2 separate regions of the Mus musculus genome follow, and region 1 is linked to region 2. A link is a loop called in an ENCODE intact Hi-C map of the cell type or tissue named here. Cell type or tissue: gastrocnemius. All regions are shown on one strand. Each heading gives the region's core, and the rest is flanking DNA. Links, peaks and the distances in the headings are about the cores only. Region 1 holds the start of Psip1 (PC4 and SFRS1 interacting protein 1). Region 2 overlaps Ccdc171 (coiled-coil domain containing 171).

Region 1 (11,454 bases), core at 1-8,000, 86 kb before region 2:
AGGCAAAACACAAAATGAACATATATACGAAAAAAGAAAAGTCCAAAAAATAGTGATAATTGAGATCTCCACAACTGCATTTCGTCTCAGTTAAACATGCTATTCTACAGAAAATATAGTCCAACTCACGTAGATTATACAGTGCAAGGAAAACTATTCAGCTCTAGGCATCTACGACTATAAGCCTTGGCAGTTAGTCGAGACAGCCTCCAAAGCAATTTCATGTAGTTACAAGGAGCAAAACAGTTCAACATGCAGCTGTAATCTCGCACAATATTAATTTCCTTCATCCCATCAGTTCTCTAGCTATATATCCACCTGGGGCAGCAGGTCAGCTTGGCTCTGGGAGTGACCAGACACACAAAGGGCACTCTGTCTGGCTTCTCTCTTCTGAGCTTCCCACCACCTGTGTGGCTCCTGAGACCAGGCCTAAGCAGCATTGGGCAATCCTTATTTTACTAACAAGAATATGCAATGCCGGGGTTGGTGAGATGGCTCAGCGGTTAAGAGCACTGACTGCTTTTCCAAAGGTCCTGAGTTCAAATCCCAGCAACCACATGGTGGCTCACAACCATCTGTAACAAGATCTGATGCCCTCTTCTGGTGTGTCTGAAGACAACTACAGTGTACTTACATATAATAAATAAATAAATCTTTTTAAAATTAAAAAAAAAAAAAAAAAAAAGAATATGCAATGCCTGGCTACTTTCATCTATCAGTCTTGGCATTATTTCAAGCCTAACTTTTTTTGATCATGTTAATTACCTATTCCATTAATTTATTATTTTTAACTTTTTTAACCTTTGAAAATGTCATACATGTACACAGCATGTTTTGATCAATCACATCTACCCCTCACTCCCGCCTTCAACTTCCCTTTAATTCTCACTAAGGTGTAGCACTTTAAATAAGGATGGGGAGAGGGGGCTTTAATCCCAGCACTTAGGAGGTAGAGGTAGGTAGATCTCTTTGAGTTTGAGGCCAGCCTGGTTTGTAGAGTGTAACAGGACAGATACTGGAGAAATCCTGTCTCCGTAGGGGCGGGGGCAGAGGTAGGGAGTCAGGCAGGCATGGTGGCACAATGGCAACTGGGTCTATATAGTAAGTTCTATCTCAGTAATACAGAATGACATTCTATCTCAAACAAACCAAAGAGCTCCTGGCATTAAACGGGAAAGTACATTTTACAATTTTTAAGGAAGCTTAAAGGGCTTGACTTTTTAAGTTTTCTATTCCAGTCCAGGTATGGCATTTTATCTCCAAACATAGGAGGCAAACAACAAGTTGATCTCCATGAGCTCAGGCTAGCTCATCTCTATGAGCTCAGGCTAGCCGGGTCTCATTGGAACATCCTAGGGCAACCAGGGCTACAAGAGACTATGTCTTTAAAAATATAAGTTTTTAATTTCATTGTCACATCCCACTTAAATTTTGAAATTTCTACTTGCTTTTTGTTTTATACCTAACTTCTGCAAGTTAACTGTCATTTCAGCTTAAAGCTAGCAGGACTTACGTCTCATGGGTTCCAAAAAAGAAAATGGGTAGTTTGTTTGTGGGTGGTTTTACAGCTCCATCAGGAACTTCATCTACCTGTAAGAAAGGAAAGTCAGATCTTACAAACCTTAGTACACCTGAGTGAACTCAGAGTAAAGAGCCCCAAATATGTCTAACACAGGATCAACCCATTTTACAGTTTATTGTAATAGAGCCCGTTTCCCTCCCGGCCCCCAGATCAGCTCCATTGAAAATGACCATTTATACTAATTTATGTTCTGCCATGTGACTGGTTTCCTCTGCTCTGGTACCATGTGTCTGTCTGTCTCCCATCTTCCCAGTGCTCTATCCCAGTCTTCTTTCTGCCTCCATATGTCCCACCCTCTAGTCTACCCTTTCCCATAGGCCTTAGAGATTTTAATTGACAGGTGATATATCCATACACAACACAGAAGATAATTCTCTCTACAACTCATAATCTCAAACAAGATCTAAAAAGCAAGGTTTTTTTTCCCCCAGAATTCATTTGGTGTCAAAACTGGTCCTGACATCAAGACCCTTTTCTTTTACGTAACTGTAACATTTTGATCATTGTTTTTCTGGAGAAGTACAAAGGTTATCACTGCCTGCTACTCAAAATCATCCCAGACGCAATACCTACTGTGATTAGCTTCCCTTCCTAAAATCTGCAGTTACTTCATTCTTAAAACAAATTTGACTGACGACAAACATTTCCTATATGGAGTGTGGAGCTGGTGTGCAATCCTGCAGGAGAGCTGTTCAAACAGTAAGCGCAATGAGAGGCAAGGGCAGGGCTCAGGGGTTAGGAGCGCTTGCAACTCTTCCAAAGCATCTGAGTTCAGTTCTCAAGCCCCGTATGCTCACCTAACTCAGGCTCCTGGAGTAGGCGCGGGGGGGGGGGGGGGGGAGATCACCTCTAGTACTCACATGCATGTGGTACACACACACACAGATGCAAACATACACAGAGGAGAAAATAAGGAACATAAAGGCAAGCAGGATCCAAAACTGAAGGCATTAATTCCCAGTGTTTAAAGAACATTGAAAGGAAGTATTAGGTGTTGTTAATTAACAATTCTATTTCAATTTGTACAAGTTAAAAATAAATGATGGGATATGAGATGTCACCCTTACAGTTGAGACCTTAAATATTTAAATACTCTTAAATTCTCTACAGCAAAGATTAAGAATATCTAAGAATGAAAAAACATGTAAATCTTTTGGGGGGACAGGGTTGGAGGAGTTTCTCTGTGTAGCCCTGGAACTCACTCTGTAATTCTTAAAGTATGTAAAAACCAAATTCAGCTGCTTCTAAGAAAAAGAAAACAAGGGAAAAAAGACAAAAATGTCCTATCCCAATCCAGATGAACTAATCACAAGTAGAACTTGTCACTGGAGAGACGGCTTAGTGGTTAAGAGGACCCTGGTTCAGTTTGGTACCACACAGCAGCTCCTGACAGTTTTTTTCATAGTCTCAAGTTATGGAAGTGGTGTAGACACACATGCAGGCAAAACACCCAAAACACAGAACTTTAAAAAATTGTTAATTTTGAAGAAAAAAAGAGGAAAATGATTCTCCAAAGGCTATTTTCACTTTTACCAGCAACAACTCTTAGCCTGTAACATACTGCAAGAGGTAAGAAGACAATTTAAAAAAGATCTTATTTAATTAGATGTAGGTGTGTGTGCCTGCACATGGCTGTGTGCAGAGTGCAGGTGGTGACACTGCCCTGTCATCACAGACAGATCACTGTGGATGTGAGCTGCCTGAGATAAGTGCCGAATTAGGTCCACCGAGCAGCGAGTCCTCTTAACCACGGAGCCATTTCTCTAGCTGTCAAAGTCAGAAAAAAATTTAAAGTATTTACACCTGGCCTCTAACTACATTGGGGCATGGAACTTAGAATATGAGTATCAGATAACCATGATTTTTAACAGCTCAAAATCAGGATACCTAGAATCATCAAGTGTCTCTTGGGGGCCTTGAAACCTTCCCAAGCCTAGCGAGTCTTCTGTAAAGTTGAAAGGCAGTGTTTTCCAAGTGCATGACTATGTAAGAGCAGCAGGATAAAGAAATTCAGCTTTAGGTCACTGCCCTAAAGACGTTTGCAACATATGTAACGGTCAAAGCACACACACAGCAGTAATTTACAAGTTTTCCTATAGGAAAACAAGAACACCAATTATATAGACAAGGCTGAGGATTAAGGCTCTACCAAACAAGGTACCCCAGGAGGATGGGAAGTTAGGGAGCAGTCTAAGTCAGTACTCATACACAGCTGTCAGAACCCAACGATGGAATTCATTATTTTTAAGTAATACCTTTCAAAGATTAAATTAGTTACGTGCATAAAAAAAATAGCCAGGCAGTGGTAGTGTACGCCTTTAGTCCCAGCACTCCAGAAGCAGAGGCAGGTAGATCTCCGAGTTTGAAGCCAGCCTGGTCTACGAGTGAGTTCCAGAACAATCAGCGCTACACAGAGAAACTGTCTTGAAAATGAAAATAAAAAATAGGTTGTATGAAAAAATAATTACAATTTTAGAACATGAGTCTATTTTTGAGTTTATCTAATAACCTTCTTTAAGTCTTATCTATAGTATTCTGAACCTTGACACCATTATAAACTAACAAAAAAAACCTATTTTTTTTTTCCTGAAAATGGAGCTCGGCTGTTTAATGTAACATCTTGAGCCCTTAGGACTTCTCCAGTTAGGTTAATCCAGTGTCCGGTCTACTTCTCCCTTTGGCTATGGAGAACAAAAAATGGAAAACAACATCTTCAAGGTCATAAAGCCAAAGACTGTGAATCTAAAGATCCAAATGAGCCGCCAACTGCAAATCGGTACGAAGCAACCTAAACCACAGCTGACATGCAAGGGCTTGGAGTCTGCATTTTTCGTTGACGCTTTGTATTTTGTTCAAAATTCCAAATTTTAAGGAAATGTCATGATTTCAACTCACAAAAATCCTACTTGATGATTTCGCCTCAATGAAACGTTAATTGAATGTCATCCCCAAAAACTGCTATATAGAACACCTGTCAGAGACTCAAAAAGGGAAACCGCCGCGGATATGAAGGAAAACCTAGAATTTTACAATTGTACGTGAGTATACAGAAAAAAAAAAAAAGAAAGAAAGCTAAAATGAAAGGTTCCAAGTAACGGTAAAGAGAAAAGGAGAGGAAGGACTGAAAGGAAGCCGAGAAGAAACGATGGGAGGCAGGCCGCACCGCTACACCGGGGCTACAAATCACTTACTCGAGCTGGCCAATGAGGATAACCTTTCATCTTGGCGAAGATGAGGTCTCCAGGTTTGAAATCGCGAGTCATGTTTGAGGGGCGACGCCGGGAGTCCCAAGACCAGAAGGGGGAGCAGCGCAGCCGCGATCAGGAGATGCGAGAGCACAGACGCGAGCTGGGACTGGCGGGCCCGCGGGCGGGGGAGGATGCCTCGGGGTGTCCCGACGCGCCTGCGAGGGACAGCAGGGAGGGCGGTTAAAGCGCAAACCCCAGGGAGGGGCCGCGGGGAGGAGGGCAGGGGGAGGGGAGGCGGCGGAGGGGGAGGGGGAGCCGCCTGCGCGCCTCCTCGGACAGAGCGCGGCCTCGGCCCCGAGCAGCGCCGGGGCCTGCGGTCGCGGCCACCTGAGGCAGGGATGCTGCCCGCCACCCGGCCGCCGGCCTCCCACCCCGGCGCTCCCAGGGCTTTTCCCACGGGCCGCAGCCCACGAGGGAGGGGCGCGGCGGGGAGAGGAGGGAGGCTGCGAGCGCGGCCGCCCGCTTCCCATCCGCGCCGAGCGGGGGCGGGGCGGCTCTCACCTGCCGGGCGGCGGCGCTGGGGCTGCGGGGCGCGCTGGCCGCTCCTGCCCACGTCCACGCCGGCCACCTGCGCCACCAGCTGCCGCAGAGGCGTCTCAACGGCTCCGAGCTGCAACCGCCACCGCCACCGCCACCGCCGCCGATGTCGCTACGCCGCTCCCGCGCGGCTCCCGCTCGGCGCCCGCTAGCGCTGGGCCGTACCAAGTGCTCGCGCAGGCACGGGTGGCGCTACAGCCGCCGAGCGTCGTGGCTCGGGAGCTGAGGGCCTGAGTCCCCTAGAGCCCACAGGTGCCCCTGGTTGCGACCAATTGCAAGCAGATGCCGTGGGAGGGGAGGGAGAGGGGAGGCCCGGAGAGAGGCACGCGGGAGCTGTCCCTCTCCTCCACCCCCCCCACGGCTGGCACAGTGGTCGCGCCCGGCCCGCCCCTGCTGGCTGCTCTGCGTGTGTGTATTTGTATGTGTACTGTATGTAAAAGACGGGGAGGGAGGAAACGATTGTTGTGGACCCGGTTTGGGGGCGGGTATCCGGGCCTGTAGCCCACGGCTGCATGTTTAAGAGAATGTGGCAGCCCAAGGTGCTTGTTCTCGCATCCTTCTCCTTGGTGCGAGTACTGTAGTGCTCCTGCGCAGTTTACATCATCCCCAAAATGAAGAGCTGTGCAAAATCCCAGAGATGAAATTGGAATATGAAGCAGTTGCAGGGTGTGCACCTTGTAGGCCTCTTACACCTCGCAGAATGGGCTTTGCAGTCTCCTTTTCTTGGGACTGAAACATGAGAAAGCCCTATTTCATTTCCCTGATATTTCAACCGCGGAGAACCGTTAACGAAAACACAATCCCATTGAATGCAAAACGTCAAGGATATAAAACAATGACAGAGAAAGCGTAGTTAGCTTGTTAGTTAGGATGTGGATTTGGGCCCAATCTAAATTTTAGCCCTGCACTTAAAATTCTATTTCCCTAGAAAAGTGATATATATGGTGGTAGGTGATACAGGAGAGAAGAGTTACTAACACCTAAATATTTCATCATTTAAAATTCTCTTAAAGGGTATTTAAAGGTGAACTTATTTTTGATCCTTTAGCCAGTGGATGCTTTTAATATTTTGTAATACACCTTCTGAAATGGGTTGACTTTTACGATCTTTACTCTAGCAGAACTAATATTATTTATCCATTAACATCCAGGTTCCCAATAAGTAAGGATGTGGCAAATTAGAAGACATTAAAGTATTAAGAAAAAATAAGTCTTTTGTTTCATCCTTCATTGAATCTCTCCAAAATCCTGTTTAGAATAGAGCACTGTTTGGTGTTGAATATACAGCTAGGAACAAGATTAGGTATTTCCTATATCAAACAGGCTAAAAATATTAAAGATATTAAGAATATTAAAATGTGTAAGCAATAATACTGCTTTAAATAAAGACTCACAGCTGAGACTCAGGAAGAGCTTTGTTTGAATAGGCAAAAATTCAGGGCTTTATTTATAAAAGGAATATTGCATGTCTTTAAAAGGAAATCTGGCACCCCAATGTTAAATGCCTAGCAAGCAGGCCACTGTAGATGTGCATCGTGCAGAGGGCTCCGCATGGAGCTAAAAGAAAGAAAGGAAATTATTGGTGATATGTCTTCAAGCTTCTCACCGTGAATCTTAGGTTGTGTGCTTTGGGGGCTATCCAAGGTTGCATGGTAAGAAGGGGGATAAAACTGATTGCTTAAAACTGGATGCTTGGCGTTTCAGTGCAGATGTGAGCAGAGGGAGCCCTTTTTTTATGTGACTGTTGATTAAGAAGGGAAGAAAAAAAGGTGGAGGAGCACAACTAAGTAATTACAGAAATGGTCGTCAGCTAAATCATGGACCTGAAAGAACAGAAAGCTGTCTTAAAGGGAAGTCTCTAATCCCAAGTCACCCAGCTATCGTGTGTGTGTGTGTGTGTGTGTGTGTGTGTGTGTGTGTGTGTGTGTGTGTGTGTGTGTACACCTCCCCCTCCCATTGTCTCCAACTCCATAAGGCTTTGAAACTCCAGTTGTGGTCAGACTCCACATCATGGGCTTCACCTGAGGCCTTGTGAGCAGCTCAGCTCAGCCCCCCCCCCCCCCCCCCCCCCCCCCCCCGTCTACTAATCTACATTTTTAACAAGATATCCCACATTGGTTTTTTTTTGGGGGGGGGGGGGGACACTGCCTATGGAGATCAGGAGACAACACCTGGGTCTCTTTCTACCACGTGGGTCCCATGATTAAATTCAGGTCACCAGTAAAACTCAGGCTAGAATATGGAAATTAGAGGCCAACCTGTAGGCAAAGCTCTCTCTGAAAGAGAGAGACACATAAAGAATATCACAAGAAGATCTATAATTCTATTAGGAGATACCTTGTGTTAGTGCTAAATAGCCATGCCAACAACTAACAGAGATGGGTACTGTGAGTGGGGATAATTGGGAAATTAAAAAAAAAAAAATTTTTTTAAGGGAAGTGGAAATGCACTTGATGTATTAGTAGTGAACCAATGTGATACACTCTCTAGCTGCACATTTTGACAATGTCAGTTAGAAATTGTCTGAAACAACTGGAGACACCTTTTAAATCAAGGCAAAACAGGTGGTGATTTAAGCCCCCAGAGAACAAAGGGCCAGGATCCCTGAGAACAACAGTTCTGAATCTAAGTGGGGGGGGGGGGAGGGAGAAGGGGGGGAGGGAGAAGGGGGGGAGGGAGAAGGGGGGGAGGGAGAAGGGGGGGATGGAAGTGGCTGGGTGTGTTTAAGCCACTGGCAAAGCTTTGTTTCTCCCCCACAGGAGAAAGAATACACTTTCCAGAACTGTAACCAGCTAGCCAGAGAGAGACAGACCAATTTAAATGTGCTGAGACAAAACCCAAGCAAATTTCTTCCCATTCTACAGATGAGCAAGCAGCCTCCTAGACGTTAAGCAACTTGCCCAAGGACACTTGGAGTCAAGGCACCCGAGCCAGCTTGTCGCACTTCTGTTCTCTGCACTACACACACCCTTTTGTGATTTTTTACAAGCCCTCTAGGTTACACAGGAAGGTTGGAGGCTGCAGATGAATGAGAATGGCCTATAATTAGAAAAAGATGCTGGAAGTAGACGCAGCCTAGTTCTCTTATTCCAGCTTCAAATTCCCTCCCAATCTCTGGAGACCCACCCCATTCCCCAGCTGGTCCTCTCGACCAGCCCTTCTGTTTAACTCTTCATGGGCCTAAATGACTTGACCCAAAAAGCACACCTAAATGTCATCTACAAATGGCTTAATCTTTTTGTATTTATAATCTTCCTAGTCTTTAAACTACTTAGAACAAAAGTACAGGTGAGGAACTTAACATTTTTTTCCCAAGATGGAGTTACTGAGTGAATAGCAAGAATAGACAGATGATGAGCCCTGACAAAGTTCTAATTCTTTAGGGTCAGGGGCTGATTGCTCTTCCAGAGGTCAAGTCCCAGCAATCACTTGGTGGCTCACAACCATCTATAATCAGTTCTGATGTATCTGATGTTCTCTTCTGTCAGGCAGGCATACATGCAAATTGAGCACTCATATGTAAATAAATCTTAAAAACAGAAAAGAAAACAGACCACAGGACACATGAGGCTGCGGCCTAGGCTCCTCAGTAAGTCGAGGCCTCAGCGCTTCTCAACCTGTAGGTTGGGACCTGTACAGGGGTCACATATCAGATATGCTGCATAGAAGATATTTATGTTATGATTCTGAACAGCAGCTGGATTGCAGTTATGAAGTAGCAAAGAAAATAATTTTATGGTTGGGGGTCATCACAGAATGAGGAAGTGTATTAAAGGGTCACAACATTAGGAAGGTTGAGAACCACTGGGCGGAAGGGTCACAAGTTAGAGGGCAGCCTTTACTTAGCAGGCAAGAGACCTGGGATTCAATCCTAAGGGCAGGAAACAAGCAAACCAAAGTGAAGATATTCATATTTGATTTTATATTCTCATCATATACTTAAAGGTTGTCCTTTAAAAACACTTTTTTTCCCTCTACAAATCATTTAATAGAACTAAATATGGCTCAATTGTTAAAAGTTCTTGCTGCTCTCCCAGAGGACCTGAGTCCAGGCATACATACATACACATACATACATGCATACATACACATATATACATACATACATGCATGCACGCATACACATACATACACATGCATGCATTGCATGCATACATACACATACATGCATGCATACATACACATACATACACACATACATGCATGCATACATACACATCCATACATGCATACATACACATACATACATACTTCTTTAAAAATAAGATCTTCAAATATATGTGAGGGTCACAGAGGCAGAACATAACAAGGTAGTCATAACAATGGGTGGTTTTAATAGCTTTTTTGAGACAAAGGTAGGGTTACAAGATGATCATAACAATGTTTTAAAACAAAGACAAGGTTGCCATTTCCTGGAACAGGCAGTACAGAACCATTTGTAGTTAAGGTTACAGGTGGGGCATAGCCCAGTCCTTGAGAAACAGGTTTAATCATAATCATAAGGTTTAATCACGTTAGGAATGAACCTAAGTTGTCGTTACTATAAGATGGCTCTTAAGTCTAAGACAGAAGCAGGCTTGGCCATCATTATACATTGTATTTCAATCTCATGTCAAGAGTTTAATGAGAAGTTAGCAAATACATTATTTGTTTAATGTCTTTTTTTTTTTTTTTTTTTGGTTTTCCAAGACAGGGTAGCCCTCACTGTCCTGGAACTTACTCTGTAGACCAGGCTGGCCTCCAACTCAGAAATCCACCTGCCTCTGCCTACCAAGTGCTAGGATTAAAGGAGTGTGCCACCACTGCCCGGCAATATCCTTTATTTTAAACAAAGAGCTATTAGTCAAAGATGCCCTAAATGTAGTCAAGGCTTTTCTCCCTCATAAGGACAAATTTGGAAGTTCACCCTTAGGTAGAGAAAAACCAAAATGGATCAGCTCATGAGGCAGTGCTTAGAAGGACTGCTGAGCTGATGGGCCAATCAATGATCAGAAGACAGCTGCCTGTAGATGGGCGGCTAAGATGGCAGCATGTCTAGATGTTCAGGGGATACGCTGGAAAGAAGCTGGACAGAACAGGTATTACCAGGTCCCCTGTGGGAGCCACCATAGCTGCCCCAGTGGATTCTTCTTTTTAAATAACCTGGGCTGAGTATAATGACACACATCTTTAATTCTAGCACTCTAGAGGCAAATGCCGGAGATCTTTGTGAGTTCAAGGCCAGTCTGGTCCACACAGTGAGACCATGCCTCAGAATTAATTAATTGGATCACTCTTGTCCCAGGCATTGGGCTCCTTCCCTGCTTCTCCGTGTCCAGCTTTACTTAAGACTTCTCCTCTCCACCCACAGATGCCCGGTCTGCTTCCGTCCGTTTTCTGTCTTTCATTGTTTCCTGAACTCTTTCACATGTTCCCACTGGCTTCCCAGTTTTGATTCTTGAGAATTCGCTTTAAAAGTAAAATCTTTCTCCAGTCTGGTCTATAGTCTGCGTGCCTGATGATGTCTCTTGTTTTGTTCATGTTCTTAAGTCTCCTAAGTCAGTGTGCTTTCTGATAATACAAATTAAAATGTGTGAATTGAGTAAAGGGAATCTGAAAAATAATGAGTTGACGTTACACAACTATTTTAAACATAGGATACCTTTAAGAAGCTGTGAATATAGTAATTTGCCGTTGAGTTTTTCAGGGAGGATTTTAGCATCCATCCTATGGGTGTTTGTTTGTTTGTTTGTTTGTTTTGGGGGGTTGTTGTTGTTTTGGGTTTTTTTGTTTTTTTTTTGGTTTTTCGAGACAGGGTTTCTCTGTGTAGCCCTGGCTGTCCTGGAACTCACTCTGTAGACCAGGCTGGCCTCGAACTCAGAAATCCACCTGCCTCTGCCTCCTGAGTGCTGGGATTTAAAGTGTGTGCCACCACGCCTGGCTCATCCTATGGTTTTATGTGCGTGTTTTGGAGACAAAGTCTATGTGTTCCAAGGTAGCCTTGAACTAACTATGCATCTAGGGATCATCCTGCCTTTGCCTCCTGAGTGCTAGCATGGCAGGCATGCACCACTAGGCCTAGTCTAGTTCAAAGTCCTTTAATGGTAG
Region 2 (8,000 bases), core at 1-8,000:
AAACACCATTTTTGCTTCCCTTAAGATGATCATGTGATTTCTGTCTTTGAGCCCATTTATGTGATGTATTATTACATTCATTGATTCACGTATGGGATTTCATGTGGCCTGAGCCTCACAAGTCTTGTGTTTGCTATCATAACTACAGTGAGTTTCTATTATTATGCTCCAACTCCACGGGAAACCCAGGAGAGCTCAAGAACTGCAGAGCCCGCTGCAATCGTGCATAAGAGTCTTTTAGTCACGAGTCAGACTAGGATCACAACCCTTCCCACAGCATAGGACAGGAGTGCAACCTTGAGCTTGGGTGTCTTGGCACTTACATCCAGCATAGTTAGAAATTCTTCAAATGCTTAGGGTGATGGGAGGGAAGGTGGGTGAGATAAGTCATGACTCAGACAGGATACCATTTGGAAGGGCGGAATCACAAGGCTGAGAGGGGGAGTCTTCTGACCTAAGGATGATCTTTATGGGGCTATCAGGAGCTAGTTTTATGACTGGCCATAACTATCTGTGACCTACCTACCTTCTATGATTTAAACGTGGGACCTTAATCTCCCTTTTCCAAGGATAGGCACCAGCGGCACCTGGGAAGCGCCCAGCAGGTTATCAGGGAGAGTGCTAGCCTTGGTGCCACTGCAGCTGGGGAGATTTGTCATTGTCTCACTCAAGCTGGTGCCTGTGGCTCCTCAAGTTCTCCGTGTGTGTGTGTGTGTGTGTGTGTGTGTGTGTGTGTGTGTGCGTGCGTGTGTGTGTGTGAACCCCCGTGTTTGCTGCAGGAGGGAGCAGGGGTTGGGGAAAGCAGAACTTCTGAGGGAAACCACAGAGGCTTGCTGTGGGAGAGAGCCTAGGGTGGGGGAGGGGGGCTTCTGTGGGAGAGTGCAGAAGGAAGCCTCCTGTGCACTTCACTATGTTCATGTGTCTTGTGTCTGGAAAATGCTTTTTTCTTGTAGTAATCTGTTGTGTCCGGCCAGCAGACCACAACCTGGGTTCTAGCCTGGAAAGGCATTTTGGAAACCTGGAAGAGAAGAGGGGCTAGGTGGCGAGAGAAAGAAATGTAGCCAAGACAGTTATTCTGATCAAAGCTCAATTTTACTAGTTCCGACATTTCAGTTATAAAGGAAGGGGGAGGGGACCCGATTCCTGCCGAATAATCTCAGGTCCAGTAGAAAGGTGAGCACGTGTGTGGCTCCAAACAGCAAAGCTGGCAGGTTCCAGCAGTGGGCGTGGCAGAACGAATGAGCAGGAAGCTCCACCCCTGAGCAAGCAGGTTTCAGGCTGGAGGAGGGGAGACTACAGTAATCCATTGCCTCTGGCGTTTACAATCCTTCCCACCCTCTGTCCTGTGGTCCTGAGCCTTCAGAGTTACTGCTCATCTATGGTCATTGCTGCTCCATTCACAATATACACGAAATGGAAACACCCAGATGTTCTTCCGCTGATGAATAGTGAATAATGAAACTGTGGTCTACCTACACAACGGGATATTATTCAGCTATTAGGAAAAATGAAATTTGAGGACAGTTGGATGGAGCTTGAAGTGGTCATCCTGAGTGAGGTAACCCAGACCCAGAAGACAAGCATCACATTTTCTTTCATATATGGATGCTTTGACTCTTCAGATGTGTATGTTTCATCTGTAAACACTACGAGATCAGGAAACGAGTAAGGGGCCATGGAGAGAGGCTTGCAGGAAACAGGAGGTAGGGTAAAGGGCTGAAGGAGATTAATGATGGGGATGGAGAGGTGGCTCAGGGGTTAAGAGCCCTGGCAGCTCTTACAGAGGACCTGGGTTCAATTCCCAGTGTCGACATGGTGCCTCAAACTGTCAGTTACTCCATTTAAATGAAATTCAGTGTTCTTTTCTGGCTTCTGAGGACACTGAATGCACATGGTGAACAGAAAAAACAACACATATACATAAACAAAATCTCCAAAAAATGTATGGGAGATAAATGGAACAGAAGAGTTGCATTAAAGTTAGGGATGGGAAGGCAGGGTAAAGGAGGAAATGGGAGGTGGATAGTTACTCTAAAGACCCTTTCAAAAAGCTATATGGAGACCTACTACTCTAGAGGTTTCCTAAACTATGTATGCACATATATGAAAAGTTAAAATAGAGTTACAGTGTAACAGGGTGGTCTTGCTAGACACCACATGGTAACAAATACACCCAGTGCCAGAATGGGTTACCTTTTTGGTCATTGATGTTCCCATAATCCCTCGTAGGCCCTCAGACATTACTGGCTATTGCTGTTGCTGTTGGTTATCCTTCAGAACACGACAGTGAGGCCCTATTGCTGAAGACATCGCCTACCTGAGCCATTGACCATGGAGAAATCACGTTAGTGCTTGCCTGGAAGCTCCATCCCCACTACTAGCTCTCATATTTCAGGAAGGTACTATATACATGATAACCGAGGAGAAAAATGTTACCCAGCTATGAACCCTGTGAGCCACGTTTAAGAATTGGCCTGGCCATGAACTTGTGATCCTCCTGTCTCCATCTCCTTCAGCAAATCCTACCAGCATGGGCCTGGTTTACAGAGAGAGTTCCAGGGCAGCCAAGACCCTGTTTCGAAACAGACAAACAGACAAACAAACAAACGGCCTGGCAAAACATGAAGACATTCCTGTTGGTATAATAGGGGCTGCAAACATCATGAGGGCAACCAGTAACTTTTTGATTGTATTTAAATCTCAATACACAAGGTGAAACCCATACTGTATCTCAAGAGAACCTACTACTTTTATGCTGCTAGAATGACATGATATTAAACTGAGTCCAATGACTTGTTGTTATACTATAGATTAATACACTCACTAACCCTCATCATAGAAATGTCTATCTGTAATAGATAGTGATTAGCATAGGGACCCACAGCTGGTCCAGGTGTAGAGAAAAGGACTTTGCGATAGTAAATAGAGTCTGGGTTAATACTAGTTATGACACAGTGTAGCATTTATTGATTGATTGATTAGTTGTAATTTTTTCTTTCCATGACTCCTTATGACTCTGTAAGGTTGCCTGTCTTGCTTTTTAAATTTATTTTTAGTTATGGGGAAGGGCAGGCATCTGCAGTGGCTGGAAGTGTGGGATCCTCAGGAGCTGGAGTTACAGGTGGTTGTGAACCTCTTGATGTGGGAGCTGGGGATTGAACTTGAGTCCTCTGGCAATACATGGACTTCATTGCTGAGTTATCTCTTCAGCCCTTTCACTGTACAGTCTACAATTCAGGAACAAATTACTGGTTTTTTTTTTTTTTTCATCCTGGTTCTTTGAGGAGACAACCTTATACCAGATTAGTGTTATAGATAGCCAACTGATGTGTTTTCTAAGCTAGAAAGAGCATATTTGCTTGATACTTTACTAAATATAGTTCTACAAGTATAATTAAAATTCCTCAGGGTTGGAACTATAGTTTGGATTCTGAGAAATGTTGTTTACATAAGTACATATAAAGAGTTATAGTTTTCTGTATGTGTTTGTAGAAGATGTGGAAAGAAAACAAGATTATTTTCTAACAGCACAATGTGGTTTCCTGTGATGTTAAATGTTAGTTTAAAAACAAGCTGCTTTAAAAGACATTTTAAGTTCAACAGTTCCCTCTAGTGGACAGAAGAAAGGACTCTCCCATCTTCTACTGTGAATTTCATTTCACAGGTCAGTATTATTTTTTCCGCTGTAAGAAATCAGATATGCAGCCAGTACCAGTGATGTAACTGGCATCCACCAAGTACTTCATCTCAGTGCGTGAGAGTCTCAATTCGGATGGAAAGCACAGTACATTTTATGCCATCGAGGACCATTTCGAATCACTTCTCCGATTCACCACTGTCCTGTCCCACAGCAGAGCCCCTGTTCTGAACCTGATGTAGAATATTATTTATATACTTTCATGTAGTTTTACTCTGTTTTTAAAAACATTTTATGTTTTTTTACATATATAAGGCCCAAAGGCCCTGTCTCAAAAACCAGACCAAACGAAATAACATTAACGACAGTCTTCATACAACAACAACAACAACAACAACAACAACAACAACAACACACTCCTAAAGTTTTGATGGGACCACTATAAAACCCTTTACAGTTGAAGCAATCTTAAGAAAGAAAGCAAATCAGGAAGTAGCATTATGCGACCGACTTTCAAGTACACCGTTGAGTTGTACTGGTCAGATAAGTATGGATTTGCATGAAAACAGAGAAGCCAATGAAAGAGTCTAAAAGTAAACCCTGCAGCCACACCCAGCTGATGTGGACAAAGGTGCTAAGAACATGTTGGGGAAAAGGACAGTCTTTTCAATAGATGGGAAATTGGAGGAGGGAGGAATTCTCCTGCAGAGGAATGAGACCAGACCATCAAAGTACCAGTTACAGCTCAAACTGGAATGAAGACTTTAAGAACCTGACCTAAAGCTCTCAAACTAGAACAGGGGAGTGCTTGAGGATGGCAAAGCAAGCAAAGATAGTCTTTAAAAAAGATTATGCCCTAAAAGTACAAGAAAACAAAGATAATCAAGTGGTATTGTATCATAATAAAATGAGGTACAGTTGTAGAAATATCTTTTGACATTTGTTTCGTAATTTCTATGAAACACATTTCTCTAATACTTAGAAAAGTCATTTTAATATGGTGATGACATTAATATTTTTCCTGTAGATAGCTCGCTCATTCATTCGTTTATTTGTTTATTTTGAGTCAGGGTTTCTCTGTGTAACCCTGGATGCCCTGAAACTCACTCTGTAGACAGCACTGTCATCAAACTTACAGAGATCTACCGGCCTCTGCCTCCCAAGTGCTAGAGTTAAATTGGTGCACTGGCACCCACCCCTGGCTGCAGATAATGCTTGGACAGTGAGAGGGGACTCACTGGATTGCCCAGTGATGCTGGGCTATTTGGGACAAAGTGTCTACTTTCAAAAATATATTTAATTTTTTTGAGACGGGTTTCTCTTTGTTGCTGTGGCTATCCTGGAAGTCACTCTATAGACCAGACTGGTTTGGAACTTAGAGATCCATCTGCCTCTGTCTCCTGAATACTGGGATTAAAGGCATGCACTACCACCTGACTTTAATTTTATTTTTATTTTGGGTGGGTGAGTGTTCTGCCTGCATACAAGTCTGTGCACCACATTAATGCTTAGTGCCTGGTGTCCTCAGGGGCCAGAAAAGGACATTGGATCCCTGTAACTGGAGTTACAGAATTGCCGTGTAGGTGCTGAGGACTGAACCCAAGTCCTCTGCAAGAAGAGCCAGAGCCCTTATCCACTGAGTCAGCTTCCCAAATTTCTGTTCTTGAGAGCTACAGAGTCCTACAATAAATATATTTTCAGTGCCAACTTTCTTAGTTTTTAAAGTTGTAAAAAATTTTTTTATAGAGGCAATTAAAAAAAATCTCATATTAGGTGAAGGCAAGAAAGACACCTGTGGTGGTGTGAATGACAGTGTCCCCCATAAACTCAAAGTTTGAACACTGAGTCCCCAGTTGGTGGTGCTCTTTGGGTAGGTTGAGGAGCATGGCCTTGCTGGAGGAAGCATGTCCCCGGAGGTGTGCTTTGACAGTTCCAAAGCCTCGTGCTCTTCCCAGCATGCTCTCTTGCTTTGTGCTCCCTGCTTGCCTAACTATTGCCCTGCGTTCCTGCGGGTGGTGTGGGGATGAACTCTTAACCTTTGGAACTGTAAGCCCAAATAAGCCCTTCCTTCTCTCGTATGCCTTGGTCATGGTGTTTAGCACAGCAGTAGAAAAGTAGTTAATGCACAGACCATTCTGACTCCACTCAGACAGAGCAAACATAACTGCGTTAAGTATTTAGACATTCAAATAATTTGAGGTGCTACTCTGATTTCACCCAAAGGTTTGCTCTACACATGAAAGAGTCGTTAATCATCTTTGTCTCTAAAAAAAGTAAAGTTATGTATCATATTAAATATGGATTTGGAGTCAGTACCTTTTAGCTGATGAATATAGATAAATATTATACTCTTTTAATGTGCATTTTAAAATTTACTATTATTGTGTGTGGAGGTGTGCATGCTTAGACTAGAGCATATTTTTGTGGGGTGAGTTCTCTCATTCCACCTTTGTGTGGGTTCTGGTGAGCAGATTGAGGTGTGGGCTTATGTGGTCAGTGCCTTTACCCAGTGAATCATCTTACTGGACCTTTTTGTGGTTTCATGTTAGCATACTAAATAATAAGTTTCATTGTGGAATTTTAGCGAATAGTTTGTTTTTGTTAGCCTCTTTTCCCTCAATCCCTTGTATGTACCTGTACTCTACCACCTCCAGTAGTCTCCTGTCCACTACCAGTAGTATATTCTGAGCACAAAGATCCCACACTAGCAGCTGACCTTACTAAGAATGGAGGACGAGTTTAAGAATGGAGCTGGAGTTGCTCCTAAGTCTTAAGATCACCTGATCTATCTACCTCTTATATGTTTATCTGCACATCTAATCCATATAGGTATGATCTTACACAATTTACACCATACATTATAAAATCACTTGTGTTATATCAACTGTATGGGAAAAGCAGACTAACGATAAGTTAAAACTAGCAAGAACTGTATGAAGTACATTTCTCAAGATAAAACACTGAAAAAGGAAATGTTCATATAGAAAAGTAAGCTATGGTTAAGCTAACAAATACATTTAAAAACTGATTGTGGTCAGATTCACATATAATGAGTATCATGCTTACTATGCATTGGCCAGTTTTTCAATTCTGATTCTACTTGCTAAAAATGACCTCCAAAGGAAGTGTTAGTGAAGTTAACTTGAAGCTCTAGGGAGTAGGCCACATGGAGATGATACTGTTGCAAAGTGAAATGACCATTTGAGAAGAGAAACTCAAGTCTTACATGGCTGATAGAAGCCAAGCACATATATAAGGTAGATGGAGCTCATGTAGGCTCATTGCATTGGTATGGCGGGCCAGTGGTTTCTGACTATAGTTCTCAGTATGTCTGCAGTGAGTTTGTAAGGTTTGATAGACAAAAAGTTCTTCCTTTTCCATTCTCCCGGGAATCTCTCCTATGTGTCATTTCTATTTAAATTTTATCTGTGTCTTTTTTCTCTTCTTTTTTTTTTTCTTTTTCTTTTCTTTTCTTTTTTTTATACTTTGGTGGAGTATGTCTTCTGGTTTCATAGTAAGTTGTAAAGTAAATTCTTTTTATCCATTAACAACTACTAAGCCTTTATAGATCTCATGCCTAATTGAAGTTTTCTTTCTGGTTATGTTTTATGGTTGGAACATGATTTGTCTCCCTTGTAAGTAAAGTTTCTATTGCTGTGATAAAACACTGTAACCAAGGCAACTATGAATTTATTGTGAGCTTATGGATCTAGAGGTATAAGAGTCTGTGGACATCATGGCTCAGAAGAGTGGCAGCAGGAACAGATGAGAGCTCACATCTTTAGCTACAACAGGAAACAAAGAGAACACATTGGAAACAGCACATGGTATGCTGTAGTGAAGGAGAATGGCCCTCATAGGTAGGTATGTTTGAATACTTGGTCCCCAATTGGAACTGTTTGAGAAGGATTAGGAAGTGTGGCCTTGTGGGACACTGTGTGTCACTAAGTTTTGAGATTTCAAAAGACTTGCACCATTTCCAGTGCCTTCTCTACTACCTACTTGAGGATCTGGATGTGAGCGCTCAGCTGTTCCTGTACCATGCCTTTGCTTGGTCATCATGGACTCTAGCCCTCTGAAAATGTAAGCCCAAATAAATGCTTTTGCTTATAAGTTGCCCTGGTCATGGTGTTTTGTCATGGCAAAGAAGAGTAAATAATAAATATAACTTTTGAAACCTCAAAGCCCACCCCAAGTGCATCCTTCCTCCATCAAGGCCACACCTCCTAAACATACTTAAACAGTGTCATCAGCTGGGGCCAAGTATTCAGATGTTGAGAATGTGGGGAACATCTTATTCAAACCACCACATTCTGATCCCTGGCCTCATTGTATCCTTGCCATATCATAATGAAAAAATAGG

Evidence for each region. A loop is a pair of places that touch in the nucleus more often than their neighbours do. Peaks named below come from ENCODE experiments on the same cell type or tissue, not always from the same donor. Only the 100,000 strongest peaks of a DNase experiment are listed, where the experiment ranks them.
Region 1: it touches region 2 in a loop (7-fold over the local background); 20 of 42 quality-filtered maps call a loop at or near these places.

Annotation. Positions count from the first base shown.
Region 1 is chr4:83,480,944-83,492,397 of GRCm38, forward strand. It overlaps Psip1 (PC4 and SFRS1 interacting protein 1), which reads right to left and starts at 5,520. Exons shown (of 16, transcript NM_133948.6): 1 at 5,332-5,520; 2 at 4,774-4,985; 3 at 1,514-1,590. The coding sequence starts at 4,845. In gastrocnemius, for the core only: CTCF peaks have their summits at 4,870 (motif pointing right) and 5,764; DNase peaks (open chromatin) are centred at 4,930, 5,496 and 5,713; H3K4me3 peaks cover 2,169 bases; H3K27ac peaks cover 2,143 bases.
Region 2 is chr4:83,567,082-83,575,081 of GRCm38, forward strand. The region is part of intron 6 of Ccdc171 (coiled-coil domain containing 171); the gene reads left to right. Among named protein-coding and RNA genes, the nearest start is that of Gm25899, 43 kb to the left of the region's middle. In gastrocnemius, for the core only: a CTCF peak has its summit at 3,622 (motif pointing left); a DNase peak (open chromatin) is centred at 1,210.